Regions from separate parts of the Mus musculus genome. Here region 1 is linked to region 2. Evidence: chromatin loops called from intact Hi-C (ENCODE). Cell type or tissue: heart. All regions are shown on one strand. Links, peaks and the distances in the headings refer to the core of each region. The heading gives the core; the rest is flanking DNA. Region 1 holds the start of Entpd1 (ectonucleoside triphosphate diphosphohydrolase 1). Region 2 holds the start of Tctn3 (tectonic family member 3).

Region 1 (16,330 bases), core at 2,706-10,705, 47 kb after region 2:
ATAGCATCTTGAGCCTATAGAAAAGGCTCCCCCATCTTGCTGTATCTATCTCTCTGATGTACCCACAAATGTATTTTAAACTTGTCTTGACTTATGACTTTCTTTGTTCCGTAGAACTATAAACGTCATAATATTACTTTTATGCTGGAGGATGGAATTTGGGGCAACCTAAATCTGTGTTCCTGAACCATGGTCACTAAAATGGCTCAAGAAATAAACTATCTCTTGTTCCCTCTGGGATGAGAGTTGTGGTTCTCCCACATCAGCAAATAGAAGGCAGTACTTCCGTGAGAACATGCAGGCATGCAGGAAGGAGCCCATGGATATTTGTGAAGATAGCATTCAAGACAAGAGGAAGAGCAGAGCACATCCCTGAGGCTGGACCAGAAGGAGCCAGAATACAGTAAATTAGAACAACAGAAATGGAGCAAAGGCCACGAGGGACCTGGTGGGAGTTTTGTTCTTCTTATCATGAGGTGGAACCATGGCAGAATTTCCAGCAAGGGAGTGATAGAATCCTTTGTTTTATGTTGGTATTGTTGATGCTTTGTCAGAGACTTCACTGACTAAGCAGAAAGCAGGAGACTGATGAAGAGGCTATTACGATTCAGCTGACAACTGGTATGCTCTGGATAAGTACAGCAGCTGAAGAGGCAATGAGATCAGGTTCTGGATATGTCTTGAAGGAGGAAACCACAGCACTGGCTGAAGGATTAGACGTGCAGCGTGAAGAAAGGAGATTGAAAAATGACTCTAAAGTTTATGGGCTGAGATACAAATGAGATTATAAAGCAGCATGGTACCATGGTAGCATTTGATAGGGTGAGCACGGTGTTTTTGTTTCTGCCCCTGTGGCAGAAAGCAAGGAGACAGAGGTAGAGCAGGCCCAGAGCTATCGCATAGAAGAATGGGAATTTTACCTATAGATTATAAAGGCACGAGGATCCTTAAACGCAGGAATAACATTATCAAGATACACATTGCAGAAAGGCCATCTGTGCGGTGGTGTGGAGAATAACGGAAATAAGATTGACAGCCCCAGACCTGTGGGTACTAATGAAAGGTGGCCAGGGAACAAGGCTGAAGCATGTGGCATTATAGGAAACACAAAGGTCCCGAACTCCTATTTACCTAGGTTCAAATACCAGCTCTACCACATACTAGCTTCATCAGGGTACTTAATCTTGGGGCTAGAGAGGTGGCTCAGTGGTTAGGAGAACTGACTGTTCTTCTAGAGGTCCTGAGTTCAATTCCCAGCAGTCACGTGGTGGCTCACAACCATCTGTAATGGGGTCCGATGCCCTCTTCTGGTGTTCTGAAGACAGCAACTCACATATGTACTCACATACATGAAGTAAGTTTGTTTTTTTAAAGGTAGGTAATCTTTGTGAGGTCCTGGCTCATAGTCTATAAAGTGAAAATACTAATAAGGTTAAATCACTAGGTTATTAGGATGATAAATGAGTTAATAGGGATCTAAAATTCATGCGATACATTTTATTTATTTAATCATCATTATTACTGCATAGAAGGGATTGGCCATTGGAAAAACAGTAGCCTTACTCACTTACTCGGGCATGCTGTTGAACAGAGTTTTATAGGGGTGAGATGTTGTATAGACTGTATTAGCCTGTGCCTAAAGTGAAGCAGATGATATACATTAAGTAAAGTTTAGATGAAATATGACTATCTTAAAATAAATGAAAGTCACATGTCATTAAGCTGGAACAGAGAAGGAGGTGGACACAACCAGTTGTAGGGCCACAGGATCAAGGAAAGGAACAGTTACTAAGTCTTGGAGGGAACAGGTTAAATAAAGCCAGGATCTTGCGCGCGTTCAACTGGCCAGGAAGAACGACGCTGCTACAGGATCCTTCTGCACACATTTATTCAGTCCTGTTTCTTCTTTCTCCATATATCTCCCTTGTTTATATCTCCCTTGTTTATATCTCCCTTGTTTTTATATCTCCCTTGTTTTTATATCTCCCTTGTTTTTATATCTCCCCTGTTTTTATATCTCCCCTGTTTATATCTCCCTTGTTTTTATATCTCCCCTGTTTATATCTCCCTTGTTTTTATATCTCTCTTGAACCCTGGGCCTCTCACTCTCTTATACTCTCAGTTCCCATCCACGCACAGCAGGCCACGCCACCTCACCAGGCATGCAGCTTCAGCTAATCAGGGCAGCAGGGGCAAATCTCCATCAAACTGGATTCACCTGTATCCTGGTACACCTGCGCAGCACTCAAGATGTTTGTGTCTTATATGAGGAAGTCAGGTGCAAGTCATATGACTTAGCTGCAGTCCCTGGCGCCTTTGGGACTGCCGCCACACCCGCTCCCCACACCAGGAGCTTTGAGAGAGGCAGAAATCTTAAGCAAGAAGCACAGCTAACATCAGGTAGTCCAGGAGGTCAGAGGAGCTAAGGAACCAACCTTTTGATGCAGACAGCATGTGGAAGCAGGGAGGGTATCTTGGAGGGGCAACTCCAAAGCACCCAGCACACAGAGATGATCCGGATTGCATTCTTGGATGAAGGCACCCTCTAGCTGGGCTTTAGAGACTTGTGGGCAGTTTACAGTCACCACAAGTACTTGGTTGAAACTGATTCTGGGCACTGTACATGGCGGGTTGTGACACTCTCCCGATCCTGTCCCCGAAACAGACAGCTGCTGAAACTGTGACTTATGGTCATGTTGCCCAAACCATTTGCATGGGTTCTTGGACTCGTTATTTTAAGGAGGTTCAGAGAGAACAGACATCCTTTTCAAGCAGGGTAACTGAACATGAATTGTATTTACTTACACATTAAAAGGCTTCTAACTTCTTTTCTCCCTGACCTGGGATACTGGGACACCATGTTGCAGTTGTTCAGGCAAAGATGAGAGGCAAGCACAATGGCAGAGGTTGCAGAAATGGAGAGGAGGCAGATTTGAGAATGGCAAGGAATAGAACAGTAATATTTGGTCACCAGTAAGATGTGGGCAGTTATAGTTTTACAGAGCAAAACAAAAGTCCTAAGTCAAGACAAGTTTAAAATACATTGGTGATGACATGAGAGAAGTGGTTAGAGCAAGGAGGGAGGCCTTTCTGTAGGCCCCAAATGCTATTTGATGACATTCTTAGTTTTAGGGTTGGTAGAAGTTAGTGTCTGCTAAATTGATAGATTTCAAAAGGTTTTTAATCTGTTCCTCACAGGTAGTTAGTTCTGACACACAGGCGGGCAAGGGATGGCTCTTCAGGAAGCTAAAAGCTAGCTCACACTAATGTAGTTAGCCTCTGGACCTGTTACATTCCAGCTTGCAGTTTCTACAGGTCAAGCAGTCTTTGGAGACATAGCCTCCTTCCAGGAGCCTTGGTTCACAAGAATGTGTCAATTACGAGAGACTCAGGGAAGGCAAAGTCATGATCTGTGAGAAAGACAAGAGGCACAGGCTGGTGGCGTATTTGGTTTTTTTTCTTTTTTAAAATAGAAATAAAAACAAAAAACAGAACCAACCAAAATTGTGGGAAAAATGTAGACAGCATAGAGTTGACAGTATTAACCATCTTCGGCTATCGTTCAGCCTTGTTGAGGACATTTGCATTATTGAGCATTCTCCAGAACATTCTCGTCTTGCAGAACTGAATCCTCTGTGCTTGCTTTGTACCAGGATTTATCTTCCAGCAGAGAAACTTAACTACTTTAGATGCTAAGGGAGGAACTGACATAATGTAGGAGATTGAAGGTGTAGGAAAAATGAAACGGTTTTTTTTTCTAAGGAACTTACGTTAAAAATACATTTCATCGGTAAAAGAAGGACAGGTATATTTAGCTCTAGCAACTTTCTTGAGTAACTTTCTTACTTTCTATTGGAAAAAGGCAACAATACAATTATAATAATGGACTTTTTTGGTCCAGAAATAAAATTGAAATTTAAAGCAATTTTCAGACCTTTAAACAGGCTCTTGTATCCTTGCCACCTCTTATGTAAACTATTGTCATGTGACTGGGAGATAAGACGTGCTCAACTATAATGCTTTTCTGATACCAAGGAGCTGTGCATACAGAGCAATAGGATTAAACAGCACACAGCACTCCACCATCAGAACCATTAACTCCTGTCAGGAGATTTGTGTAGGATGAGTTAGTTTGTTATGAAAGGCTGCTTCTATTACTATGTATTCAATTCAGATGACCTTCAGTTTTTAAAAACAAATTATGTGTGGGAGGGTGGGAGAAGGGTATGTGTATTTGGGGAGCATGTATCGAGGTCACAGGACAGCTGGTGGGAGTCTGTCCTCTCCTTCCATCTACCAAGGATTCTGAAGATTGGATTCAGGCTACCAGGCTCCACAAGCACTGAGCCATCTCTCCAGGCCTGAACTTCATATTTTTTATAGAGCACACATGCAGTCACAAAGCCACAAAGATTGCTGATATTTGCAAATATCTCATTATGTCACTTAAAACAATGTTATTATCATAGGACAATATCAAACCAATATTCATGATTAGAAATGCAGTTTAAACTGGTTCTAGAGAAGGCATTTATTAGAGTTTTCATTTAGTGTGATTAATTATTCTTCTAAATGCAAACTCCTATAGTTATGCACCATTAAGTAAGATACAGAAAGTCTTGCTATATAGTTCTGATTTATCAAAGTATCCAGAATTCACTGAGCACGTTCTGTGTGGCAGGCACTGCATTGTGCAAGGGAGCAGACATCTAAACTGAAAACTGAGCCCCGCCCCTTTACAAATACACGAAAGTGTAGCAGAGAACACATTTCCTTCAAAGCAACCTTAAGTGGTCACTAAATAAATGATTTGGGGAAGAACTATGTCTAACGGTAAAATTAGCTCCAGACACGAATTCTCTGCTATAAAGGAAATACAGAAAAACAAACAAACAAATAACGACAAAACCTCCATGAACTAGGAATCAGAAGGCTGGATCTATAGTCGGGCAATGTGGCTGGCTGTTCATTCATGAACTCACTTGGGGTTTACTGAGTACTGTGTGTGAGCACTGTGGAAGAATCTGTCGTTGGAAGTGAGGTGGTAAACAGGAGGGGTCGTCTCCATGCCTTGTAGCATGCAAATAGGGGCAGGTGGCTTCGTTTTTCTTGCTGTCATCTTGGGTTGATGGGACTCCGCAGGTCTCTTTCAAACCTCACAACTAAGATTACAAGCAGCTTTTTAAGGAGAAGCTGTCCAAGTGGCTTTGGGATCTGAGGACTTACACCGTCCTCCCTGAGGGCCAGCCCACACTTCAGACCTCTTCATTTCAAAACAAGTTCACACTTCACCTGCATTTGGGTCACCTTACGGAAGCCTGGGCGTGGCTACCCCTGTACCTAGGGCTTTGGAGGTAGGAAGTCAAAGCTGGAGAAAAGTGGATGACGTTTGTCATTTCACAGCTGGCAAGAGGTACCCAGTGAGCAATTTGCTCAGTGGTCCCATAAGGCTTTCCGGACAACTGTGTGGCTTTGCCTGCAGCTTCCCCCAGTGCCTGCATTCTTCTCCAATGAGACTGAGGAGTGATTGCTCATCAGGGACTGGGAAGGGGTCAGCTCTATGTGGTAGGAAGAGCAGCTCTTCCTCTCACAGGTGTTGAGTCTCAAGGCTACCAACATTATAGTTGCAAGGCTTGGAGCTTTTTCCTCTTTTTTCTTTCTCTTTTCTTTTCTTTTCTTCTTTTTTTTTTTTTTTTTTTTTTTTGGTAGTAGTAGAAATGTCTTTTTCAAGGGATAAAAGTAGATTTTCTGTAACAGAGGGGGTGAGAGATCTATAACGGAGGAAAAGAGGAAGGAAGGGGAAGGAGAGAGTGAGTTTTGAACACATACTACGTCAAGCCTAGAAAAAAGAAATTACAACCCGGTGAGCTTTCGAGTAACTAGGGGAAATGAGCTGGCCGGCTCCTCTCCCAATCTGTATTTCTAGTCAATGAAAAAGACATCGGGCTTGAGGTTCCTTCCGAAACCGGGCTGGCTAATTTAGCCCCTCCCACAAGCCCTAGGGTCTGTTATATCTCTGAACCGTGAGTACCTCTCTCGCAGAAAGCCACCACAGCAAGCAGAGACAGCAAAAACAAAAAACACCCAAGACAGACGAGGGAAGAGGAAGGAAACAAAAAGCTGCCCCTTATGGAAGATATAAAGGGTAAGACCAGAACTGATTTGATCCAAACCCTTCAGGGGGAAAAAAAAAGCCCAGACCCAAAGAGAGTACTTGAAAGAACCAAAGGCAAAGAGCCTGAATGAACTCTCCCTGTCTCCTGAGCGAGGCAGAAAAAGCTTTGGGAAACAGACAGAGCTCAGGGTTGTAGTGCCCTGGAGTAGGCTGAAGTCGATGAATATTCATAATTAATTGGTATGCAGATGTGGTTTTTTTAAGCGGCAAGTGACTGTTTTTCCAGTCCTCTGTACCTAAAGAGGCAGCTGCTTCATCTACGGTCTGGAGTCATCTAGTGTCGGTTTGGGTCCCTGGCTTGCAGATGTTGGGTTCTGCGTGTAGATTTGTTTTGTTCGAATTTCCTGCTGGGACATTAGCAAAGACTCTCGCTCCTTCTCTGCTGGGAGTTGGACAGGCAAGTTAATGTGGCAAGAGGCTGTCACAACAGGACCCCAGAGTGCGTGTTGTAAAAATGCTGTAAGCTGTGTGGGGGAGTGTGCTTGTCCCTGAGAGGGAGAAAGGGGTGGAGGGAAGAAAGGAAGAGTTCTCTTAAAAGAGCAGGTCAGATCGAACTGACCATGTTAGATTTTTGCCTACGAAACTGCAAGGGCAGACTGGTTTGCACAAATGGTGTGCAGTCTCTGCCTTTTACCTCTTTTGGGCATTTTCTGCCAGGACCGAGAGCTAGCTGCTTGCCAGTCCTTGGGAGCCAGGAACAAAGGGGGAATGTAGGGTCGCGAACCTACTTCATCGCACCGCCAGCTTCTCACAGGCTCACAGATTTCTATCACGTAGGATGCAGAGGGACTAGAGAACTAGCAAACAGATTTCTTCCCACGTAGAGCAGACCAAAGCTGTGTGGGCTTCCTAAGGTTTTATTTACTGTGTGCTGGGACCTGTGCTCCTTTCCCCATACGTGCCGCTCAGCTTCCCTCTCATCAGCCATATAAGGTAAGTGTTGTCCCTATCACCTCCACTTCCTGGAGGATTCAGTGCTGGAACTAAGAGCAGAACTCACCTTGGGATCCTGTAATTAGGAAGTGGCAACTGTAGACGCAGGCAAGGCTACTTAGGAAGACGGAAGCTTGGACCACTGGATGCTAGACTTGTGGGTCTCTGAAGCTCGTGGGGAGGAGATGAAATCTAGTCTATGCAGGAACTTGTATTTTTTCGTGAAGTCTACACCACCAATCTCAGTTGGTGTTAATGGTCATTCCTTCTGGGAGAGAGGCAGACATTGTTATTCTGTATGGTCTTTTACGAAAGAGAGGGTCTGAGGCTTGGAGGGGTTAGAGCCTATGAATCAAACGTCTGTCTAGGTGTCAAAAAGTCTTACATCTAACTAGAGTTCTTCTACTTCTGGTTTCTCTTCTGAACATGTGTCCCCACCCCCCAGCTAGTACTCACCAAGCTACTTTCAGTTCCCCAGGGACCTGGTCTTTCCTCCTGCTCAGTCAGCAGCAAGGCACTTTCCTCCATCTTGGAGGCCTAGCTCACCTTTTTTTCTTCTTTATCCTGGAGTCAGCCCACCTCTGTTTGAGTTCAGCTCCATCTCTCTCTCTCTCTCTCTCTCTCTTTCTTTCTTTCTGTTTTTTTTTTCTGTGAGCCTCAGCTTTCTCACCTGTGAAATGGAGAGAATAATACCTGTAACTAATGTAGACTGTGTGCTCAATAAATACAGACTACTGCTCTTACTCCTAGATTTTTCTTGAATATTGCTCTCCCTGTTAAGCCTTCTCCCATCCTTTGGCCTAGCTCAGGACCTGCCTTGGCCACCTCAACCAGTTTTAAAGTGGTGTTCATCACGCTCATTTTCCTTCACTCTATGACACTTTTTAGCCCACAATGCTAATTTTTGGATTCAACTTTGGATGTATGATATCAAGTGCTCAAGTGCACCTTTTTTTTTTTTTTTTTAAGTCTTAAAAAGAATAGCCACTTTGTCCAGGCAGGCAGAGTGGTGGGAAAGAGGCCTCTGTCATGACAGAGGGCAGAAGGTGGCTGGGTACTCACGAACCAGCTTCGGAAGTCACTGGGGAAGAATACTGAGCTAGGTTATTGATTCAGTAAAAGCCACAAGACAAGTCCGTGGCCCCGAGTTGGACTAGCAGTTTTCACCACATAAGGTCTGTAATGTTCTCTGATGTCCTTATGATGAATCAGCTCCTAAGCCACAAGGATAAGTCCTTGAGGTTGACACTATCTCAGAGGCGATGCTGTGCTCTGTCTAAAGGGTGCTTCTTAGGCCTTTGCCCAAGTCCAGAAAGTTCCTGTCAGCCACAAGAACCTTGAGCTCCTTAGTGGGCACTCAAACAGTGTCTAAAGATCGGTTATTATTGTAGTTGATGTTCATTCAAGAGTCGGAGGGCTTACAAGGAGCCTTTGAATTAGTCGTAGAGCTTCCCTCACTTGGATGCAGACAGCTCCTAAGCAGTCCACATCTTTCTCAGTAGATACTCTGAAAAATGAAATGCCCCTCTCTAGGTTGATGGTCTTTTTTTTTTAAAAGAAAGAGTTACAGTGTGTGTGTGTGTGTGTGTGTTCTGACACACCAGAAGAAGGAGTCAAATCCCATTACAGATGGTTGTGAACCACCATATGGTTGCTGGGAATTGAACTCAAGAAGTCTGGAAGAATAGCCCATGCTCTTAACTGCTGAGCCATCTCTCAAGACCCTAGGTTGATGGTCTTAATTGATGTGACTTCATGCTAAGACACCGGTTTGTCCCATACAGTCCTGGATGGACTTCAACCCCTAGTCTCCGCTCAGGCAGGGACCAAACTGGATATTTTTAGATGTGTCCTAGCATACCTTTGCTGTCTCTGAACACAACATGTCTTTTGATAAATAGCATCTCTCTAAGTCCCACTTTATAGAAATTTTGCTGTCTGAAGCATCGTGTTATAGTAACAAAAGAAAATCAAACTCTGCAGAGTCTGGCCCTGGGTAAAATCATAATGTACATTGTTTGTTCCCAGCACCACCCCCTTCCTCTCCCTGGCATACCTTCAAAGCAATTTGACAAATATTGTTTGTCTGCCAGTTGTAAGTACCTACGCCAGCTCCTTGGGATATAAACAGTTTGCACATGATATAGTAGGGAAAGGAGACATATGAAACCAATTCTAATAGAAGCCAGATTCTGTCAAGTGCTAATAATAGCTAACATTGATTATTATGTGCCAGATGTTATAATGGCTCCTATATGTTGTCTCATATAATCTTCACAGCAACTCTTTGGTATTGATTTATGCATGTCACAGTAACAGGAGGAAGTTGCTTAGTCAAAGTCACACAACTGGTAAGAGGCAGAGGGGACATTTTTGACTATGTGGTCAGTCTGCAAAGCTTGAACTAACAAACGAGTCCTTCCTCCTGAGAGCCACTAGGTCAGTCCAAAGACCGTGAGTGCCACGAGGAACACAACTCAAAGAGTGGGCTGCTTTCAGCTGGACTTAGAAAGATAAGTGAATTGCAGTGCCCACAGAAAGCCCCTCCCTTCCCCAGACAACAGCGCCAGAGGAACATTTCTTGCTAAAGCTGCAGCCCGGACTGAAGGGTGAAAAACTCCTCTCCACGGCTCTGAGCAGGATCTATCTGCATCTCATCCGGTAGATTTAAAGGCAGAATTGCAGACTAGAGTCTTGACCATGGGTTTGGGATTACCAATCATGCAATTAAATACACATTTACAGAATGACCAGCTGCGCGTTAAATGATTTCCTTAACCTTGACTTCTCTGCATAGTAATAGAGTAAGTGCTGAGCTGTATCTGGCAGCATGAGTTTGTATTGCTTCTCATTGGCTAAAGCACCTTTACAGAGTCTTTCTCTCCCCACGAGGTGTTCCGGTTGCTTCTCTGCTCTGTCATCAGTAGTCGTGACCAAGGAATGAGTGTTTAATTCAGGTGTGCTGGCTGGCTCAGCCTGTATAGGGTGATGACAAGGCCTGTGGAGAATTATGTAGAGCTTATTCCTTCAAATATTTGGGGGAAAGTCCAAAACCAAGAGTAGCCCTTGTGGTGAAGACTCATCAGACATTTTGATGATTTGACAGAGAAAAGAGGGAAGGCATGAGCTTTGTTTACGTCACGTGTATGTGCATGTGTGTGTGTGTCTTTGTCTGTGTGTGCATGCTTGTAAGTGTGTCTCTCTCTGTGTGTATATTTCTGGGACTGCGTTTCTCAGACTTTAGACACAAGCATCATTGAAGATCTTAATTTTCAGAGTCTCCTTCAGAAGCGCTGGGGTAAAGCTGAGGTCCTGCAGTTCTTCCACGGGCCGAGTGGTGATTGGACGCCACCACCACCCTGACTGGCAGTGCTACAAGGCCGTGCATGTCTTAGTCTGTTTATTTTGGTACCAGTAGATCATACCCTCTCTGAGCTGCCATGTAATTCACTATGCCATTGCTGAATAACAGGAAGCCTGATTCACTTATAGGCAAAGAAAAATTCATTCCCTACAACCTGAGTTTCCAGCCTCTAGTTTGCCATGATCTAGGACCAAGTGTGTACCTTCAGCACACAACTCACTGCAGAACAGAAAGCCCTTCTGTTAGGGTTCTTCAATATTTTCACTTTGAAAAAGATTTATTACATCTAAGGATGATTACGTGTGTGTTTGTGTAGGTGTGTGCACGTGAGCATAGATGCCTATAGATGCCAGAGGCATTGGATCCCCTGGAGCTGAAAGTCCAGGTGGGTGTGAGCCACTGACACAGGTGCTGGGAGTGGAACTCAGATCCTCTCCAAGAACAGCTCCTAAGAGCTCAGCCATCTCTCCAGCCCGTTTTCAACTTTCTCTGTTTCCCCAGAGTTCCTAAGTCCCCCAAGCTTCTCTCATTCTCCCCTTTCAGCTTGAGCAGGGCTGGAAGCTCATGTGTGGCCGCCTGTGGAAACCTGTGCTCGATCTAGGAGTGTCAGGGGGCCTGCGGGTTCCCGGAACTCAGAGCTCTGAGCTTGGCCACAGCAAGCCAGGCCCACCCTATGCCTGCACTGCACACACAGGGTGGAAACGATCCTAGCTGCAAAGATCGGACAGTGGGTTCAGAGAGGAGTGCTGAGGCCCCTTAGGTTTGGAGAAATGAAGCTGTGCAAGAGGTTGTCTGAGCAGCACACAACCCGGACTTTCTGTCCTGTATTATCAAAGTGCTTAGAGACCAAAGTGGAGAATCTGACCAACACAAAGAGGTGTTTCCATTGACTTAAAAACGTTTTGTTGTTGTTGTTGTTTTGGTTTTTTGAGACAGTGTTTCTCTGTGTAGCCCTGGTTGTCCTGGAACTCACTCTGTAGACCAGGCTGGCCTCGACTCAGAAATCCACCTGCCTTTGCCTCCTTAAAAACATTTTTATGTAAGAAATGTTTGACCTAGATAAAAATCACCACACACACACACACCCTGACCTCCAGACAAGGCTTGCGATCTTTCTGCCTCAGCCTCCTGGTGTTGAAATTATAGGCATGTGTCACCAAGCCTGGCAACAAAATTCTTTATAAAAGGAGACAGTAAAAGCCGGGCGTGGTGGTGCACGCCTTTAATCCCAGCACTCGTGAGGCAGAGGCAGGCGGATTTCTGAGTTCGAGGCCAGCCTGGTCTACAAAGTGAGTTCCAGGACAGCCAGGGATACACAGAGAAACCTTGTCTCGGAAAACCAAAAAAAAAAAAAAAAAAAAAAAAAAAAAAAAAGGATACAGTAAGTAACAATGACATTTCAAAACAAAATGGGGGCGGGGGGGGGCAGGTTTAGACTAATGCCTTTGAAGTAGAATACAAGAAAGTAAAAGATGTGAAGGAATGTAAGGAATTATTTTTCGTGGTGGAAATTCAAGGAATGATTTCAGAGATGTTTCTTTTGGCCGCATACAGAGTATGGTTGCCCAGTTCTTACACTGATACCCGTGCCACATTGCATGCCGGGAGAACTCCATGTACCCTGTTAGGATGAGGAGAGGCCACACTTGAGAAAGCTGGCTGGGCCACCCCTTTCATCTCACCTTTACTTGGTACTGCCTCAAAGTTCGTGATAGCTCTGGCTTTTAGTGAGGGTGTGATTCACAAGTATTTTCCATTTGGTAGCACAGCCTCAGTTAGCACACATTTGACAGTTACGTAGCTGATTTAACAATTTCCGTCTTTTGCAACACCCTCAATAAACATCAGCGCAGGAAGTACTTCCTTAAGTAGGGTTGTGCCCCATGAGAATGGAATCCCAGAAGTAGGAGTTCTGTTTAAAACCTGTGAACATTTTCTGAAGCTCTCGGTTGCCATTGCTAAGTTGCCCTCCCAAGGCCAAGTTGGTTCCCAAGGTGTGAGCCCTTTGAGCCATGGCCGCTTCCTGTTTCCAACATCCTTGATGGCGTTAGTGACTGGTTAAAATAATAATTACATCCACCTTAAAAATCTTAGTAATCCTTCAGTTTCTAGGAATCTTTATGGCGCTTTTCACACGGTATGCTTAGGCTTTCACATAATGTCCACATTCTTTGCTCATTTATTACTAATTTGCATTTTATGTTTTTAGTTTGATTTCTGTGATCCATCACTAAAGAGATTTAGCTTTCTGCAGTACTTGCAATAGTTTTGTGGAATCTGTTCCTTATGGATATGTTACTTTTAAAATATAAAATTGATCAGTTTAATCAATTTAATCAGTTAAATCAGTTTAATCTTTTAAATTAGGTTGTACTTCATCTGTAATTATATTTTTCTCCCAAGTGAAATTACAGTGTATGGGTATTCACTGTGTATGTGTTTATGTTCCACATGTAGGTGGAGTCCCAAAATTCATGTTGATGTCTTCCTTAAAAATGGTCAACCTTATACATTAAGGTGGGGTCTCTGGATGAGCCAGAAGCTTGCTGATTGGCTGGCTAGTCAGCTCTCAGTATCCACCTGTCCCTGTTGCTCAAGACAGGCATTCTCAGCGATACCTGGCTTTTTACGTGGGTGCTGGGGATTTGAACTTAGGTTCCCAGGCTTTATGCAGCAAGCACTCTTACCTACTGAGCTAGCTCCCTGTGCCCAGACTCCAAGTACTTGGAGAGAATAAATTGTGCTAATTTGTGATAGCAGCCATTATTAGGACTCTAATATGGCAAATATTTAATAAATTGGTATGAAATCGCTTTAGGTACCATACAGATGGATTTGGGTCACAAACTGTTCTAATCATTTTACAGATGCTAATTTAGTTTTGAAACACAACCAGAGATTGGTGCTATTTAATTTGGCAATTTTACTGATATTTGAGCGATGAGGGCAGTAAGCTACTTAGCTACTGCCTCTCAGTTGGAAAGTGTGCCGTTCAGACTCAAATCCTGGGCGTTGGTCTCGTTATTTGGAGAGATGGTTTACATACCATATGACTCATGCATTTGAGATCTACGATTCAGTTGGTGCTAGTGTATTTACACTATTGTGGATGAGTGTCACAATCAGTTTTAATACGTTTTATCATTCCAAGCCCTCTGTACCCATTAGTAATCACTCCCATTTCCTATCTATTCCCCAACCCTCACCCTCTTCCAAGCCCTGGGCTCACATGGTCTAGTGTTTATAGTAGCTCTGCCTATTCCAGCTATGTCTTGTCTATTCCAGTCCATGTTGGATCACATGTTAGCTATCTGTCCATCACTCAATTGATTTGCAGGCTGTTTCACATCCTGGGTTTTTTTTTTTTTTTTTTTTTTTTTTGTCCTGTAGGATGGCACTTTGAATGTGTTTGAACAAACTTATGTATAGACAATACCTTGCATTCCCATAGGGATAAACCTGGCGTGGAATTGTTCAGTAGTGTCTATGTCTACTCACTTGAGGCACAGAGAGACTATTTACCAAAGTAGGTGTGCTATTTTACATCCCAGAGTGTGATTTCTAGTGTCTCTGCACCGTTGTCGTCAGTACTTGTTATTGTCTGTCATGGGTTAGAGCCTTCCTTCCTAAGAGGCGGAGTTGTGTCTGTGTGCTTCGGGTCTTGTTTCTAGCGGTTGATGCTATTCTCATGAGATCTCTGGGCAGCTGTGCATCTTCTTTGGAGAAAAGCTCATTTGGATTTTTTTTTTTGCCAGTTTTTAAAAGTTTGGCTTTTTAATTATTGAATTGCAATGATTCTTTATATGCTCCTTTTGTTCAAATATATGACTTTTAAAATTCTTCTATATTCTGGTTATCTTTTCATTTTTTAAAAAAAAATCTTTTGCTGCACAAAAGTTTTACATCTTAACAATATCCAGCTCATATTTTCTTAGCATCTTATGTTTTTGATGTTTTGATGTCATATCTAGGAACTCGGCACCTAATCCAAAGCCATGAAGTCATTTATGCCCGTGAATTTATTTATTTTATGTTGTGTGTTTGTTTTGCCTGCATATCTGTGTACCACATGCATGCAGTGTACAAGGAGGCCAGAAAAGGTCATTGGATCCCCTGGAACTAGAGTTGCAGATGATTGTGACCTGCCATGTGTGTGCTGGGAGTCAAACTGAATCCCCTGAGAGAGCAGCAAGTGTCCTCAACTGCTGAGACATCTCTCCAGTCTCCCATATTTTCTTCAGCATTATTTTTAATGGTTTTTATCCCTATATGTAGGTTTCCAATCCTTTCTGACTTTCTCTTCCCCTCTCCACAACTTCTTCTGGACTATCCAGTGGCCTCGGCGTTGTTTGTTGAGAGGATTGCTGTTCGCCTCGGTGAATTGTCTCGGCATGGCTGAGAACACACGAGAGTCTGTTTCTGGAGTCTCAGTCCTGACCACTGAGCTTTCCTGCTCTCATCCTGCTTTTGCTCCGGTCGGTCCTCGTCACTGTACCTTTCTAGGGAACTTCACACTCAGATGTCTGAGTTCTCCAGCTTGGCTTTTCCTTCTCAAGATCATTTCGCTCTTATGTGTCCCCTGAATTTTCAAAGGAATGTTAGGCCCATCTTGTTAATTTCTGCGAAGCAGCTGCTTGAGAGTGCGGTAAGGATTGTGCTGAGCACACATGTATATGGAGAAGGCTGTCATCAAAGACTGGGGCTGCAGCTCAGTGGTAGAGGTCCTCTAAGCTCAAGGCAGCCTCTAGTACTACAATGTAAAGAGACAAATGAATCATACGGCCTCTTATCCATGAACAGGTGGTAGCTCTTATTTTTATTGGCATCCTTAACGTTCTCTAGTAACAGTTTATTGTTTTCAGACCACAGGCTTTAGGTTCCTTTTGTCAAATTTATGGTGAAGTTTCTCCCTTCATTTTGATGTCTTTGTAAGTATAATTGGAGCCAGGCACAAACTATGAGCCTCAGTGCTTCTCAGGCAGAGGCAGGCAGGTCTCTGTGAGTCTTTTGTTCATATACACTGTCCATCTTTATTTCCAGTGCATCTATTCCACATTTAAACCATTGGCCTTTGAAGTTAATGTTCACTGTGGTTTTGGTGGAAGAATCGATGTAGTCTATACTTGTTTTTACCTTCCGTTCTCTTTTGACACAACCTTTGCTTATTCATCGTCATGTATACAGCTTCAAACATGTGGATGATAGATATCTCACTTTTAAATCTGTGGGACTCTGAAAAGAAATGCACGCTGCATTTAATTGTATCTCTGTATTGAAGCACAAGTGAGCAACTTTGATGTTAATGGGGAGATAGGACTTAAGAGCACCTGCTTCCTGTGTCCTTCTATTTTATAAATGTTTAATCTGTGCATGTTGTCAACATCAGTACTGGAAGCATAGTTATCATCCACAGTGGCCATCAGTACTGGGAGCACAGTCATCATCCACAGTGGCCATCAGTACTGGGAGCATAGTTACCATCCACAGTGGCCATCAGTACTGGGAGCACAGTCATCATCCACAGTGGCTATCCTCTTTAGCCATTACTAATCAGACTCCTCTCTGAAGAAATATTCTGGCATTCAGTGTGATTATTTTCTCACAATGCTGTCTGCGTTCTTGAGTTCTTAATCTGAGCTCTCTTCATGACAATCAATCTTTTCAGCATAACAAATTAACTTTCCAGAAAGATGATCATTGTGCAGAAGAGCAACATGCTGTCTTCAGAGCAGAGATCTTCATTGCCACATCAATCACTCCACTGTCTTGGGAAAGCCGATGCTGTAGAGAAGCTGAGGACAACGCTGTTTTCAGTGAATGGCATCTCAGCATCACAACGTTTGTGGCAAAGTAGCTGA
Region 2 (16,330 bases), core at 3,588-11,587:
AAAGCCCATTACCCTCGCTCTGCAACAGGGTCATCTGAGATGCAAGAGTGATGGTCAAGGCGACTGAGACAGACATAGGAAGCGGGCAGGGCTGGGCTTTCTCGGACCCCTAAGCACTGTTTGTATTTTACTAATATACTGACGGCTCACTCACACAGGCTCACTCACACATTTTTTCTAGTAGTTAAAAAACTAGACAACGACTGTCTTTCTAAAAACCCATTAACCATATATAAGCATACGAATATCACACTAAAATAAGCAAACATTGGTGTAATTTCCACCAATAGTTGTGTGAGGTATAAAGCCCTTGGCCGCATCAACCTTTAAGAACGTACGTAATATACTTAGGTACAGAACATGCTACCCAAGCCCATCAGAACCTTGAAAAATGGAAAACCAGGAAGGTCAGCAACCATTCTTGTCAGGCTGCAATAGTCTACCCCGCCCCCAAAAGGATACCGAGTGACTTGTGTCACCAGTTAGCACTAAGAGTGGCTTCCCAGTGAGGTAGCCAGGATTCCCACTTCTCGGAGCAGCAGGAGCAGCGGCCTTTCTCTGTTGAAATGCCTGCAGAAGGGAGAAGACAGTTACTGTGTACACTCACTTCCCCACTGGACGCCTGCCTTCCCTAACAGGCAATCTGTGAGCTGCATGGAGAAGCCTCCCTTCACCACACCGCAGCGTAATCTCCACCCCTCCCTCTTCCCTCTGATCTGCTTGTTGTTTTGTCTTGGGGAGTGCTGAGGGTTAAACTTAGGGTCTTGCGTATGCTAGGCAAGTGCTCTCCCCTGATCCCGAGCAGTCTGAATGCTGAAATTCACTACATGCTAATTCTGCCAAGGGTTGAAGCCAGGGACCCACTAAGGATCCCTTGACACTATTTCTCAGACATTGACTTCGTGCAATGTGCGTGCGGCCTGGCCGAATCCAGAGGAATCTAAATATGAATTGAATTTTAATGAGGTGACACAGAACCTGGCTGGTCACAGACTTGGAGAGAATGCTCTTGGTTTTAAAGGAGAGGCAGAAGAAAGGCAGACAGATGACAGTAATGAAGACCATAAACCAGAGGTCTCGGGGAAATACAGTTATTAATGTTCCAAAGTGAAGAAGCAGAGGAAGAGAATTCCTATGTGCTGCTTGCTGACTGAGCACAGTGAGCAGCTTTAACAAGTTCAGTAGTGTTTTGGTTGGGTCCAAACAGAGCATCAGAGTAAATGTTAATGATGCACGCGTACTGAGTATCTGCCACTCTAGCTAAAATAGTAAATGTCGAGACTTCAATTAAGACCAAAGCAGGCCTTAATATTTGGATTCTGTTTCGCACACATTACAGAAACAGATTATTGCTTTTCTATGAAGTAGAGTGTGAGATTTTATTAAAGATAATTTTATAGGAGAAAGAGAAGGTACTCAGAAAGACAGACAGACAGACAGTGTGGATACTGGCTCTGCAAAGTGCTATTTCTGGGACTCAGCCTCTGAACTCTCTCAGAGGGAAGGCTGCTGACCCTGAAGTGAACGATGAAGTCTTGCTGTAAGGAGACCCCTGGCTTGACAGTCAGGTTGGTCTGTCGGAAGCTGACAGAGACTTTCTGGATCCCAAAGGTCCCATTGGTCTCTATCTCGTAGACGACCTGAAAAACAAAAGGAGCATCCATTAACCAAAATAGCGTGGGCTTGCTGTGTTTAGCACAGAAGACTCTCCAGTCTGTGTTTTAACTGCAAGCCTGAGGCTTACCTAACAATCAGAACAGACCCAAAACAATAGCGTGTAAGGATAAAGACGGCTTGATATTGCAATCGCACGTAAAACAGACCAAATGCAGCTCTTAGGAGGAGAATTTGAGTTTCCGTACCTGGGAAACGATATTCTGACATGTGTTTCCAGCCAACAGAGGAGGGCTGGCTTGTGAGGCAAGCGTCACAGGAACCTGGAACTGATAAGAGAGAGAAGCATTATCAACCGAGATGGAAAAATAGCCTTTCTCTTGTAGTGAGAGGAGAAATGCACTCCAGCTCTGCATTGAGCTAAAATGAATGGTTTGCTTTCTCCTGAACCATCCCAGTTTTCTCTCCTTCCACTGCCAGACAACTTAAACTCAGATCATGCTGAGTCAGCACATCTCAGTACACTGGTTCTATCAGAGGTGAAGCAAGGGCCGCAGCCAATCAGACGTAAAGAACCTGTATTTCCCTCTTAGACATTCGTATGCCTGCTATTGTATGGAAAGACTTAAAGACACCCATTCTAAACGCAGCATTTAGCTTGGTTTAACACAGGTGTTTTCTAAACATCTCACTAATCTTTACTTCACGTGAAGCTATTTCTAGAGCCACATTTGACTGTGGTATAAAATAGCTATATTCTCCCCCGTTATTACAACTCAGAATGGAACGGCCTCAGACAGATAGCAGCCAGGTATTGTTTTTCCTGATAAACAGCATCATACCTTCATATTCTGAAGATCAGTCACACCTCTTGGAACCTAGGACAGATGAGGAATGATAGCATGAGGGTGTGTATGCCTTTCATAAAGTCACCAGGACTTTCCACTTCATATGACCCCAAACAGACTTTGGTAGGGGAAGATGGGAACACTGGAGTGGCTTCTGATCTATCACCTGACTCTCCGCTCACTAAATATCAGAGGAGAGCTGGATGCCACACTAGATTGAATGCCACAAACCCAGACAGAGCTTGCTCAAAAAGCGAGAACTTTGGGAAAAAAAAACAGGGGACCGTCCATCGCTCCTTCACTCTCAAGAAAACCCATCAGTCAGGATGGTGAGAGGTTTTATCTAAGCTCCAGCACAGGGATTGTTCTACAGCACACAACCGTGGGTGGCACATGAACTTCACCGTGAGGCTGAGTGATTTGAGTGAGGAGAGTCCGGAGAGTGGGGAAGAGAGGAACGACCTACCTTCAAGACTCTGAAGTTATAGTAAGAGGCAGCATCCAGGGCTGGCTCCGAGGTGCAGCTACTGGCCAGGTCCCTGAAGAAACGAGGACACGTTGTGCTTTTACTCTCTAGGAAACCTTATAACACAAAGAGGGAAGACAGCACTGGTAAGTGAGAAAGCCTATTTCCAAAAAAAAGCCAAAGGCCGGTGCACTCCTGCCCCGGACCCACCTGCAGGGTTGCTCTCGGCACAAAGTCCCCCAGCTCCCACCGCTGCAGGCTGCCTCAGTAAGCTCACCACAGACCAGCTCGGGTAGTAGGTCAGGATGGGATCCCCAGCCTGAATAAAACAGAATTCATTCGCTGTGAGGTTGGACTCAACAGCCCAGGGAAAGGAAGCAGAAACAAAGGTTAACTAGGTAGTTCTGATGAGCACGGTTGACCTCATCCTAGGAGGGTACTACAGAGTTACAGGGCCAACTGTACTCTGTCAGGAAAGCCAGACTATCCCAGCCCCTCCCCCAGGCTCACCCTATAGAATAGTACTGGCGGCTGGGTTTCTGGTGGCATTGAAGGGAAGGACTGGCCTCCGAACTCTGCAGCCAGGGCCTGGAAGTTGGTTGCATTGACTGTTTGGAGCTTCTGGAAATAGTTTGCTTTTGCTAATTTTTTTTTTTAAGAGAACAGAGAGTTAGATGAAAAGCATTTCTTTTTTAAGTACCTGACATCTTCGAAGCACAACAAACACACATTATCACACGCAAATGAACAGCGGAGTTTAAGAAAGAACTCTTAAGATGGTTCGGCTGGTCAAGGCAATTGCCACCAAGACTGACAACAACCCGAACTTATCCCTGGGACCTATATACTGGAAGGAGAGGAGGGCTAACTCTCACAAGCTGTCCTTCCATCTCCACAAGCATGCTATAGTATGTATTCATGTCACATGCATGTGTATGCCACCCACATCCCAACCCCAGGAAATAGGTGTAATTTTTACAGAACGAAGTACTGCTCGGGCATGGATGGGTGTGCTGCCGCCTGGTGTGCACCCCACCTTTCCTGCTCTGCATCTCCAGGAGCCGAGGCTTCCGGCTCTGTAGCGTCCTCCAGAAACTGCCCAGAAAGGCTCTTTACCGCCTATCAAATCAGTTACTGCCACCTTTGTATGCAAAAGTTAAAGTGAACTGGAGAAGGAAGATGAGCTCAGAGAGTCAACAGCTATGGACTCTTTTCATAGCTTTTCTCAGGAAGAGAGAGCCACAGCCAGTTGTGAGCTGCCATGTGGGTGCTGGGAATTGAGCCTGGGTCCTCTGGAAGAACAGCCAGTGCTCTCAGGGGTCAAGCCATCTCTCTAGCCCCACAGATGACCACTTGCCCCCCTCATTTCAGTATAGGTGTATTGGTTGAAGTAGTGATAAGAACAGAATACAGACATACAAGCTAAGGCTATATTCATATACACAAGTATATTATTCATATGTGACTTCATATATAAGTATATAAATATTCTTGTTGGTGTCCACCAACTGTACCATCAGCCAACAATTTAGAGGTAGTTACACTCTGATATAACTGTGGACGTGAAAAACCTACAGACCATCTCATCCATCCCCTTAGGAAATTTGGATCCTCTGAGGCAAGGGTAGTTGCAAGGACCTCAGAGTAAGGTAGCAAAACTAGGAGCAGATCCCCAACCCCCAACTTGCTGGTCTGCAGTTTTCCCCCTCCACAGTGCTATAGAGGCCCTCTTAGGAATAGCACACCCTTCACCGCCAGTGATTATTATCAAGACATTTTATCCACTGTGAATAAATATACAGTTTGCTCTTTTCTAAAAAATGATATATTTATTTTTATTTTATGTGTATTGGTGTTTTGCTTAAATATGTCTGTGTGAGCATGACAGATCCCCTGGAGCTGGAGTTACAGCCAGTTGTGAGCTGCCATGTGGGTGCTGGGAATTGAACCTGGGTCCTCTGGAAGAACAGAGAGTGCTCTTAAGTGCTGAGCCATCTCTCTAGCCCCACAGTTTGTCCTTTTAAGGCACTGACAGCTTATCTGGAGGAAATCATAATATTCACATAAACTGACAATCATACAAGGAACTCTACAAATTCTTAAGGAATGACTTAGGACAACGAGTGTCTTAGAACTAACTTCTGAGGATGGGCTCACTTGGGCAGATGACAGAAGATTCTTAGAAGAGCTAAGATGTTCGCAATGAATGGAGAAAAGAGGGCCACTTGAGTCAAGGGGGAAAGCAGATAAAAGTTAGGAAAAATTTAAGGCACAGCTTGAGGACAAAGGACATGAATTCGTCCAAAACAAAAGGGCAGAATAAAATCATGAGAGAAAAGTTTTCGGACAAAGAAAGAGAAAGAAGGACACAAAGAAAGAAATCAATGCAGATTGCCAGGCTAAAGGTGCTGAGCAGTAGTTTAAAGGTGGTAGAGTCTCATGAAATTACTAATGTTCTTATTAACTAAAAGTAAGAGGGTAGTGGTAAGAGGGGTGAGCGACAGGGAATCTAAAAGAAATAAGAGAGCTGGGAATCCCAAAGACAAAGTCACATCTCAATAAACATTCAATGATAAGAGCTGTCAAACTCGTTTCTACTCACAGTTGTTCACACGGACACAAAACTGTGTCGTTCCACTGGAGTCCGTGAAAACTCTGGAAGGGAACGGGGAGTTGCTCCTGAACATAAGAGAGTTGTCCACACATACCCAACTTGAAGATCTGTGAGGAAAGGTGAAGATACTTAAGAGAGAGACATGGAGTACATCTAGGGAAGGGGGCCTTACCCCACCAATGTCTGATGCCAATAAGAGGGGTCTCTGGGCAGAGGTGCAACACTCAGGTTTTGTTTTACTGGATGGCTCAGCATTCCCAGGAAAGCCCAAGGGGACATCCGACCGGGAGACAGCGGGTAGGAAACTCACTCTTACTCCTCCACCGGAGGAGCACCGCAGCTCACCTTACACTACCAGGAAGACAGAAGGAAAAGACTGTTCTGGGATGGAGAAGATCGCAGTCCTTGTCACAGCAGCAGTTTAAATCGCAGGTACCCGGAGTCAAGTCACAGACACAGATCGGTAAAGCTGTAAGTACAAGAAGAAAAGCGAGATGAAGCTCCCCCAAAGTTTTCCCGCGCGGACAGCCCCAGTGCCAGCTACGTGGCAGGGCAATTTTGTCTACACAATTTTAGATCTGAGAAGTCAGTATTTCCATCCCGTATCCCGCCGCATCACCTGGAAAGGGGTCGGTGGTCGCGTTCACGGGCATCGATAGAGTCCAGGGAGTCGGACTCTCAGACGAATCCGGAGGAGCTGAGGTTGGCACTTCGGGCGTCACTGGCTCCAGGCCCCAGGAGGTGGGGAAAGCCCGGGCTGTGGAGGAGGGCTGCGGTCGGGCGGTCTCAGAAAGCATCAGGACCACCAGCAGCAGCAGGTGCAGCTGCAGGGTGCACATAAGGCAGCCTGGCCGCAGAGCGGTGCGACAGGAGCCTGGGTCTCCAGATACGTCCCAGGAGCCCTGGGAAGAAGAGTCGCGTACTTCGTCATCAGCTTCCGTCTGCGCATTGGCTCAGGCGGGAGCCGGGTGCTCTTCAGCCAATGGAAGGCCGTGTTGTTACGACCCTGAGCGTCCTTCATGCTGCTCTCCTCCTTAGCGGCGCGTGGTTCCCGTTACCTGGCAACCGCTGGGAGCCTCGGGGGCGAAGGCGTCTTTGCCTGATCCCGCCGCTAGATGGCAGCTGGCAGAGGGTTGGCGCGCTTTACGGACCTGGAAGAATTGGATGAAGTCATCACTGAGAGGAAGACCAAGAGGCACAAACTGAGATCTTACCAAGGTAAGAGGCCCTTTCTCTGGAAACACCATGAACTCAAGGAGAAAAACATAGAAAGTCACATCCCTTACGTGTGCCGGGAAACTGAGTACCTGATCACAAAGTTTAGGCCAAACTGGCTACTGAGTGAGACTCTGATCCCTAAAACAAAGACAAATGAACAAAGTCCCAATGATGGCATGAGAGATGGCTCAGCTTCTAAGAATATTTGTTTTTGTTTTTGTTTTTTTCAAAGAACTGGGGTTCGCTTCCCAGAACCCACAAGGTGTCTCACAACCATCCGCTGCTCCAGTTCCAGGAGATCCATTGCCTGTGCCATCTTCTGGCCTCAGTGGGCGCCATCTGACACCCGCAGGTGCAAAGACTCAAGCAGGCAAAACACTCCTCTGCATAAAATCTAAAATAAAATTTAAAAATGTCTCCACTTTAATTACTATGGTATTTTTTAAAAAGCATAATAAAACAATGCTTATTTCAACTCCACGAGTTTCTTTATTCCCCGCTCCCTGTCGCCTAGTCACAGTTTCATGTAGCCCAGGCTGACCCTCAAACTCAAGATGTGGTCAAAGATGGCTGAATTTCTGAACCTCCTGGGTCTGGAATTTTAGTCATATAGGCCACCTTCATGCACTCCTGCCAAACACTCTATCAAGTTAAATTTTATTTTATTTTTTAAAAAGTGTTAGTTAGTGCATTATATCAATAAATGTGATCTGTATATTTGTTGCTGGAAAGGGTAGTAAGGGAAGAGGTTCAGGACAAGAAAACAGGATGGAGAAGAGTATGAGGACTTAGAGAAAGTTACAATTTAGAAACATTTTCTGAGGAGAAAGTAAAGATACAGAGATGGAAATAGCCAAGGAACCAAGAAGCAAGCTAGCTGATTGCTCTTTTACGGTTTTATCATTAAGTTCTGAAACACTCTCTAGTATGTGCTTGCTCTTCTCAGGAGTGGCGTGGCCCTTCTGCATGCCTAATAGCACAAACATTCTGTATTTGCACTAATCTGAGACACAGGCAGGCATGGCTATGGCACACATGATAGGCATGCAATGCCTGAGCTGTTAAATATTTAATTTTAAAATTGTGACTCAAGGTTAAATAACCTCAGGTAACTAATAGCCATTGCAATGTGCAGTTGGATTGTGTATGATCAAAATCCAGCCAGCTATCTCCCTGTGCTCACAATTCCAACATTTGGGTTATTTTAATTATTTGGGGGAATAAAATAACATCTACCAGGAGTTACCTAATCCACTCCAGTCCACTCCTTAAAACTGATTTTGGATGTCTCTCTTTCCAATGAATCTCCTGGGCTGATGGCTCTCTTTTCCAATGAATTTTTTGGGCAGATAAGATTTGGGGCACTTGAAATTGCCCGTATTTTCCAAGAGGATCTTAATTTTTTTTTTTTTAAGATTCGTTTATTTTATATATGTGAGTACACTGTCTCTCTCTCCTCAGACACACCAGAAGAGGGCATCAGATCCCATTACAGATCTGGAAATTGAACTCAGGACCCCTGGAAGAACAGTCAGTGCTCTTAACCGCTGAGCCATCTCTCCAGCCCACGATCTTAATTTTTATAATGCCTTTTAATTTTTAGCTTAAATATATCTCTATGCTCTAAATACTCTCAAACATTTGTATGTGATTGGGTGGTTAATTATGTGTGTCTCATGTGTGGGGGTGCCTGTGAGGGACAGAAGAGGGGGTGAGATTGCCCTAGAGCAAATTATATTACTCAAATTATATGTATTTACTAGAATATAGTTTGTGTAAGGTAAGCAGTTTTCTTTCTTTCTTTTTTATTAGATATTTTCTTTATTTACATTTCAAATGTTTTCCCCTTTCCTAGTTTCCCCTACCCCCTCCTGGTAAGCAGTTTTATCTGTCTTTATTTGATATATACCCTTGTTTAAGTCATGCTAGCTTTGTTCATGTGTGAACATTCAAAAATATACACTGAAGACTGGTTTGTTGAACTCCTTTAATTTAGTTCTTGGGAGATCACCTTATTTCAGCTTGTGCTTATCTTTATAAGCTTTGTTTTATATCTGATCATAAAATCTTTTAGATCTCAAAGTTTAGAGTTTGAATTTCCACTCTGGAATTATTCCCGGATGATTGTTGGTAACCTTGGACTGGTTGAAATAACCTCAGGGTTGCCCGGTAAGGAGACACAGTTCAGCAACGTGTAAGTTATTTTTCCTTCAAGCTTCAACACTTAAGGGCTGGGGTCAGCTCAGGGCCAGAATGCTTGCCTGCCCTCCATGCTACAGGTTCTATAATCTGTCCCAGCACTGGAAGTGGGGCACGAGTTTATATCTCCATCTGACTTTTCTGTAATTTGTGGAGCTCTGAAGAAGAGGAAAGAAGAGCGTTAGGATGTGTTCCCAGTCTTGCATCTTGATCCAGTCTGCTATGTTTTCAACCACATGCCGAATGCTTTTCTTCTGAAACACAGGCAGCTGCTGGAATCATATGATCCAGTTCGGAAATCTCTGCTTCTAAGATGATGTCATATGAATGCACCGGAAGCCGTGGCTCCACCTTAAAACTGGCATCTGCCTGGCACATGGGAACACATTTTTCCCCCCTCAAATTCTCTTTCAGATTTTATTATTAGATCCCCGAAGAACTGAAGATTTTTATGTTACAGGTTCCAGCAAGCAGAAAGTAGGAAGAAGTTAGACAAATTTTTGTTCAACTGTCACATTGGGGATGAACTCTTCTCAATCACTCCCTCACTGTATTGTAAAACCAAACATCACAGAAAGCCTGCTGGGCGTTCAGACTCATGTGCAGACATGGGCACACCTTGGACTTGAAAAACACAATAAGAGAATTTCGTGAAGACACAGAAAGCAGATGATGGATCAGCCTGATTCCATCTTAGGATATAAAGCCATTTTGTTAGAAGGTCTGAATAAGTTGTTTCTATTTGCTGCAGAATTCAAGTTTGGCGTGCACCTACCTTACCGTGATAAGATAACAAGCAACCTTGAGCTGTTCTGTCAAGAGGATCTGTCAAATACTCCAATCTGCTCTCTGCTTCTGTAGGATTGGCGTGCGAAATCCTTATGTTACATCTTTTCCCTATAAAAGGAGGCATGAGAAGCCAACCAGGACTGTATCTCAAACCCTGCTTTAGAGAGTCACTTCTATGCACAGTAAATAAAGCTTGCTTCTTTGGTTTTCCTTTGGATGGTGGTCTTCATTCTTGCCTGGAGGATTAGCACAGAGATCTGTGAGTCCCCCACCTGCTGTAGCTTTGCCATCATAGAGCCTCTCAGGAGGAGAGCAATCTCGTCCCCTTCCTCTTGTGGAAAACATTTTTGATCTCCAGCTACAGTTTTGGCTTCACGAGAAACCTTACCAACGCGACAGATCCTTGAGCTATAAAATCTCTTGTATTCATTGGGAATTTCCACACTCTGATGGTCAAGAAGTCTGATTTAGAGGCAATCTTTTCAAAGGCAAAAATCTGGGTTGTTCTGTGCACAGGGGCTTTGCCTTTGTCAAGTGTGTTAATGAGAGAGATGCTGTAGCCAGAGAGGATGACAGAATGATTGCTGGCCAGGTTTTAGCTATTAATCTGGCTGCAGAGCCAAAAGTAAGTTGAAGGAAACAGGTGTGAAATGCTCTGCCGCAGGGACGTACGGTTCTTCGCTTGACTTGGGCTGTGACCGCCAATGGAATAATTATGACAGGATGTGCAATTACCCAGCATGCATCACTTCTTCTGTTGCTTGTGCTGTGGTGCCTTCTAAATGTAGTATATGTTGGGAAACTGCTCACAAAGCGGCAAAAGTGGATTCAATTTGAAGATTGGACACCTGTGATCTCAGAGAGTTGAAAGATGATCTTCGGGCCATTAAGAAGGAGTTGACCCAGATAAAACACACAAAGTGGATTCTCATCTGGAAAACCTGGAGAAAAACTGAAGAAGAAAAAAAGCAACCTGGCAGACTTAGCCTTCTCATTTACGGGAGAGATGGAGAGTGAAAGGTCTGGAGAAGAGCAGAGCAGCATCTCTGCACCAAAACGTAAAACTGATGAGAAGACGGAGTCTAAGGCAGATGCATATGAGTGCTGAGCAGGTGGCCTGCTGGATGATGAAGGCGGTGGTGTGTGTGCGCGCGTGCCTGGATGTGCACACGCTTGTGTGTGTCCAGCTGGAGTTGACCAAGGATGATGAAAGAGAGACCGAGGAAGGAGAAGATGACTCTTAAGCACATCGTGGAATTTAGAAAAGTTTTCCCATTATTCCTTTACCTAAGTGCTTGTGTGAGAGTGAATTAAAAACAGATCCTCTTTGCTGGTATCTTCTGCACGTTTTCACTGTCCTCTTTCTCTCTGTCCTCCCTTTGTGTCTTCCCTCTCATTGTCCTCCCTTTGTGTCCTCCCTCTCATTGTCCTCCCTCTCTCTGTCCTCCTCATACTGTCCTCCCTCTCTGTCCTCCCTCTTACTCCTCCCTCTTACTCCTCCCTCTCTCTGTCCTCCCTCTCACTGTCCTCCCTCTTACTCCTCCCTCTCACTGTTCTCCCTCTCTCTGTCCTCCCTCTCACTCATCCCTCTCGCTGTCCTCCCTCTCTCTATCCTCCCTCTCACTGTTCTCCCTCTCTCTGTCCTTCCTCTCACTCCTCTCTCTGTGTTCATTAATTTACAATTGCCCTGCATCTGGCTCCACTTTCCCTTCCTTCGATGCTCCTTAGTAGTTTTCTTAAGACTTACCCTGTTACGTTTTGTTTTTAATTTTGATTTTATTGGCTTAACAATAAAAAGATGATATTAAAAAAGAAAGATGATCATGAAAAGGTGCGGTCAATGATCATAGGCTTTATAATTATGAATGTATATATGTGAAATAAGGATTTTTACCTAAACTATATGAAGAACCCAGGAGAATTGGCCAAGATTTGACTAAGGTCTTTATGAAAGAGTATATCTACTATAATTTGGATCTGAAGTGTCTCAGAGGATGGGCCTATGGTGCTGTTGTGAGATAATAGAACCTTCTAGAAGTGGGCCATGGTAGGAGGAAATTTCCTGGCTTCCACGAGGTGAGGTGAGTACCTTTCTTTTGCCACGTGCTCTCTCCTGACTTCTGCCTCACACAGGTCCTAAGGCTCTGGGGCCAATTGAGCATGGGGGGGGGATAAAACGTCCAAAATGGTGAGCCAGAATACCACTTCTTTCCTGAAAGCTATTGTGTCAGGTTCTTCATCTCAGTGGTGGACCACAGCATCCAAGTGACTAATAAGCAAAGGAGGAGAAACAATGCTATTATTAATCAGGGAAATCAGAATCAAGACAATAATAAAATACCATACCCCACAGGAGAGCAAAAGATAGAAGCCCCAGCTAATACAAAGTCTCAGTGAGAATGTGGAATTGCTAGATTTCCTCCTTTTCCCTCCTCCCCACACCTCTGTTTTGAGCAAAGTCTTGTTTTCTAGCCCAGGTTAGCCTTGAACTCATGATGACCCTGCTGTGTCAGCTTCCTGTGTTAGCCTATGAGAAGCTGACATTGTGGCTTCACACTTGTTACCGGCGGTAGGGTAGATTGTTGCTGTCTTCTATTTGGCCAAACATATTCAGCCCCTATGACAAAATACATTCTTTCACATATGTACTGAAATGTATATGTATTTGCCAAAAGAGTGTGAGAATACTTATCATATAGCACTGTTTATATCGCACCAGTGATCTCATTAACAGCAAAATGTATACGTCATAATGTCGTTTAGTCAGACCCCTTCTTCAGTTAAAGAAAACCCAAAACAAGGCGAAACTGTCCTGCTGCTAGAGGCCTGGATGATGGGTTTGTTTGAGGAGAGTTGTCAGCGGGGCAAGCTCAGTGCTGTATTCTGACTTGGTCATCAGTTTCCTCAATTTACTGTATGAGTGTATGTTTTCAGTAATTCTGTGTGCTTTTTCTGTCTTTTTTTGGGGGGGGTGTTTTTGGGGTTTAGGGGATTTTGAGTCAAGGTTTCTCTGTGTAGCCCTGGCTTTTCTGGAAATCTCTCTGTAGAGTAAGCTGTCTGCCTTGGAGCTCACCCAGTAGAACAGACTGGGTTTGAACTCAGAAATCCACCTGCCACCGCCTCCGCCTCCCGAGTGCTTGGAGCAAAGGTGTGGGTCATCATTGCCTGGCTAGTTCTGGGCAGTTTTAATGAATTTGTGCCCTCATGTTTCTGCCACCAAGGAAAAGGCAGAGCTCAAAGGTCCCTCCTATTGTTCCACCCACCTTCCTCCTGCTCCTCCCCTTGATGCAGTTTTAACTGCCATTCATTTTATAATCGACATGATTTAATTGATCATCTAGGTTATTTACAAATGGTTCACAGTAGGGTGGGGTGGTACCTTTAATTCCAGCACTGTGGAGTCAGAGGCAAGATGATCTCTGTGAGTTCGAGGCCAGCCTGGTCTACATAGCAAGCTCCAGGACAGCTGGGACTACATAGGGATACCCTGTCTCAAATCCAAAATGTAATAATAATAATAATAATAATAATAATAATAATAATAATAATGCAGCTGCTCACAAGCGTTGACTAAGTAAGTCAATGCATGGTGTTTATATGTTACCTGAAGATAAAGTTGAATGGCGCTCTAGTGGAATTCAGCCTGCCTGCCTCCCTCTTCTTCATCTCCCTTTCTTTTGAGCCTGTCTCATTAAATACCCCAGGATGGCCTTGAACTTCAGTCCTCCTGCTTCAGCCTCTTGCACTCCAGGAATGCAGGTGTGCGCCTCTATACACAGCTTCAGCTCCTTGCTTTTCCATGACCCCAGCCATTAGCCACTTTACATATTCTTGCAATACAGTTAAAATAACTTTGTATATTTGCATTAAGGCCACACATGTGTATTAGACTCGACCTAAAGCGATGGTTTCTGGTCTTCAGTGAGCACCAGCCCTGATTGTTTCTGCAGTTTTATTGTCTTTGCCATTAGATCAAGCTAGGTAAATTCCAATTTGTCCCAATTTGGGGTATTGGAATGAGATTTTGTGGGATTTTTCCCTCCTGTGTTCTTAAATTGAGAAAGAGGGGACTATGACCCAGTTTCTGTTAAAAGGTTGTATTTCCCATTTGCAGGTGTCCAGTACATCATGCCACGGGTGTTTCATATAACATGGGGAATTGGGCTTGCTTCTGATGTACAACAAATCACATGAAAGTTAGTTGAGTTGAACAACAAACCATTCTTGTGACTTCTTGGTCCCAGCCTTCTGGGCTGGGCTGGCTTGGCAGGACTGGATGGTCTCAGATGACCTCACACGGCAGACTGGCTGGGTCATAGTGTACAGGCTGGGAAGGCACACATCTGGGAATACAGATTAGCTATGAATCAATAAAAGAGAGTTGCTCCCTTAGGCTGCAGTCTCTGTCCTTTTCATGGTGGGTGCCTCCTTGATTTAGAAAGCATCTTAGCTATCAGGTGTTTTTTTTTTTTCCTTTCCATGTTAAACATATGCATTCCACCAATGTCAATACCACTATGGCCGTTATATGGTAACAATACAAGCCTGAAACAAAATTTACTTATAGCATAGTTTAAAATTTAAGAACATCTATGAGGTAATTTCTATAGCATATTGTCCTTTTAATTTTATAAGGTTTTATGAAGAGGCATGTGTTTTGTATTTTGAACAGTACATATGGCAGTACAACATAGGAGTTATACAATAACTGTGTATGTTAGTTTACTTTGATTTATTACAGTGTAGGAGTGAACCAAGCTTTAAAAGACTCCAAATATGACCAAGTTCCAAAAGTCACTTAAGAACTTCAAAAATCTCTGGGCAGTGGTGGCACACACCTTTAATCCCAGCACTTGGGAGGCAGAGGCAGGCAGATTTCTGAGTTCAAGGCCAGCCTGGTCTATAGAGCGAATTCCAGGACAGCCAGGGCTATACAGAGAAACCCTGTCTCGAAAAAAACAAAACAAAAAAACAAAAAATTTTGATTTTATATTATTAAGTCACCAGTCTAGGTTTTTGTTTAACAGCATTTACAAAAAATACCAAATATTTCAATAACTAAAAGAAAATAACTGGGCTTGGAGAGATGGCTCAGTGGTTAAGAGCACATACTGCTGTGGCAGAGGACCTGAGTCCAGTGTCTAGCTCTAACATTAGGCAGCTCAGCTCACAGACTCCATGGGATCTAATGCCCTCTTCTGGCCTCTGTGGGCACCTACACACATACATGAAACATACATACATGCACATACATGTACATATAAAATAAAGATAAATCTTAAAAAACATTCTAAAGACCAAATTTTATGATTACTTTAGATTTATTTTAACTACTTATATATACTCTTTATAAAGATTTATTTAAGCATATTTAAACTAGAAACTTAAAGAGTTTGTGGGGTAACTCAAGGTATCTTATCTTGAGAATGTGAAGCACTTGGGGGTGGTCAGTGTTATTGTAGTCCCCATACATTGCAGCCTTTTTGCCTAGGACCCCCACCGGTCTCTAAGAAGGCCAGGAAGAAACTGTAGGAAGTCCTTTCTCCTCCTGCCCCACAGTGATAGCAGAGGAAGTATGTAGTGGTCGCTGTAAAATCCTTTCAAATATCTCCATTACAGAGCATAAAATTTAATGTACAAAGCATACTTGTGGGGAGAAATATGGCTTGGTTCAAAGACACCAGTAAAATACCATTGTTGGGGTGGAAGGCTTAATGTAATTCTAGCCGGATGAAGGCCTCTCTGCTCTCACCTGAGCTAAATTCCGGAAGCTTTACTCAATCAGGGGAAAGTCTTCAGGGTCACACTGATAAAGGAGCTATGGGGACTTTTTAATCCCAGGAGAGAGATACCTAATGTAGCCAGGGGAGGAGGACGGGGTTAGTGTGGGAGGTGTTAGGGCCACTCTGAATCTACCGTCTCTCTCAACAGCATCTCTATACGTCTCTCTCTACAGCATCTCAAAAACGTCTCTCTATACAGCATCTCTATACATCTCTCTATACAGCATCTCTATACGTCTATTCAAATAGTCACAGATAGTTTGGCTTTAGGGAATGAGTTCAAAGTTTCATGTAGATAAAAATTTAGTATGTCTATATTTTATTTTCAGTGTATAATAATGACATTATCCCAGCGATGAAATATAAGGTTTTTTTAGTTTAAATGTAAAAAACTTAGTTTTCCAATTTTTCCCTATTTCCATTGATAATGATTCCCAAATACAAATTATAAAAAATTATCAACCTTAAAGACATGTATCTTATTGGCTCTGGGCTGCGGCCGGCTCGGCGACGCTCCTCGGGCAGCTCACTGCATGGTCGTCTGGTGCCCCCGCCGCCTGCATCCCCGCCGCCGCCCCGCGACGCCCACCGCCGCCTGCCCTGCCGCCGCCGCCTGCGCCGCCTCGGGACCGGCTGTATGATTAGGCCACAATCTTCAATGAGTAGACATATTCCTCAGTTCTGTGGTGTTCTCGGTCACACATTTATGGAGTTTCTGAAGGGCAGTGGAGATTACTGCCAGGCACAGCACGACCTCTATGCAGACAAGTGAACTGTAGAAATTCATTACTACTCCACC

What was found. Peaks named below come from ENCODE experiments on the same cell type or tissue, not always from the same donor. Only the 100,000 strongest peaks of a DNase experiment are listed, where the experiment ranks them.
Region 1: a loop joins it to region 2, with 2.2 times the contacts of the local background. A loop is called at or near these places in 5 of 42 quality-filtered maps.

What each region holds. Positions count from the first base shown.
Region 1 is chr19:40,653,756-40,670,085 of GRCm38, forward strand. Entpd1 (ectonucleoside triphosphate diphosphohydrolase 1) reads left to right here and starts at 6,015. Exons shown (of 10, transcript NM_009848.4): 1 at 6,015-6,145. The coding sequence starts at 6,130. In heart, for the core only: no CTCF peak of the experiment used is centred there; DNase peaks (open chromatin) are centred at 5,976, 6,516, 7,066 and 7,576; H3K4me3 peaks cover 2,451 bases; H3K27ac peaks cover 1,741 bases.
Region 2 is chr19:40,605,764-40,622,093 of GRCm38, forward strand. It overlaps Tctn3 (tectonic family member 3), which reads right to left and starts at 6,468. Exons shown (of 14, transcript NM_026260.3): 1 at 6,162-6,468; 2 at 5,888-6,011; 3 at 5,531-5,649; 4 at 3,439-3,569; 5 at 3,139-3,247; 6 at 2,929-3,044; 7 at 2,457-2,492; 8 at 1,863-1,943; 9 at 1,515-1,640; 10 at 463-570; 11 at 1-34. The coding sequence starts at 6,381. It also overlaps a transcript of Entpd1 not described here, the pseudogene Gm16027 and the pseudogene Gm8783. In heart, for the core only: a CTCF peak has its summit at 6,654 (motif pointing right); a DNase peak (open chromatin) is centred at 6,568; H3K4me3 peaks cover 1,397 bases; H3K27ac peaks cover 1,030 bases; H3K27me3 peaks cover 333 bases.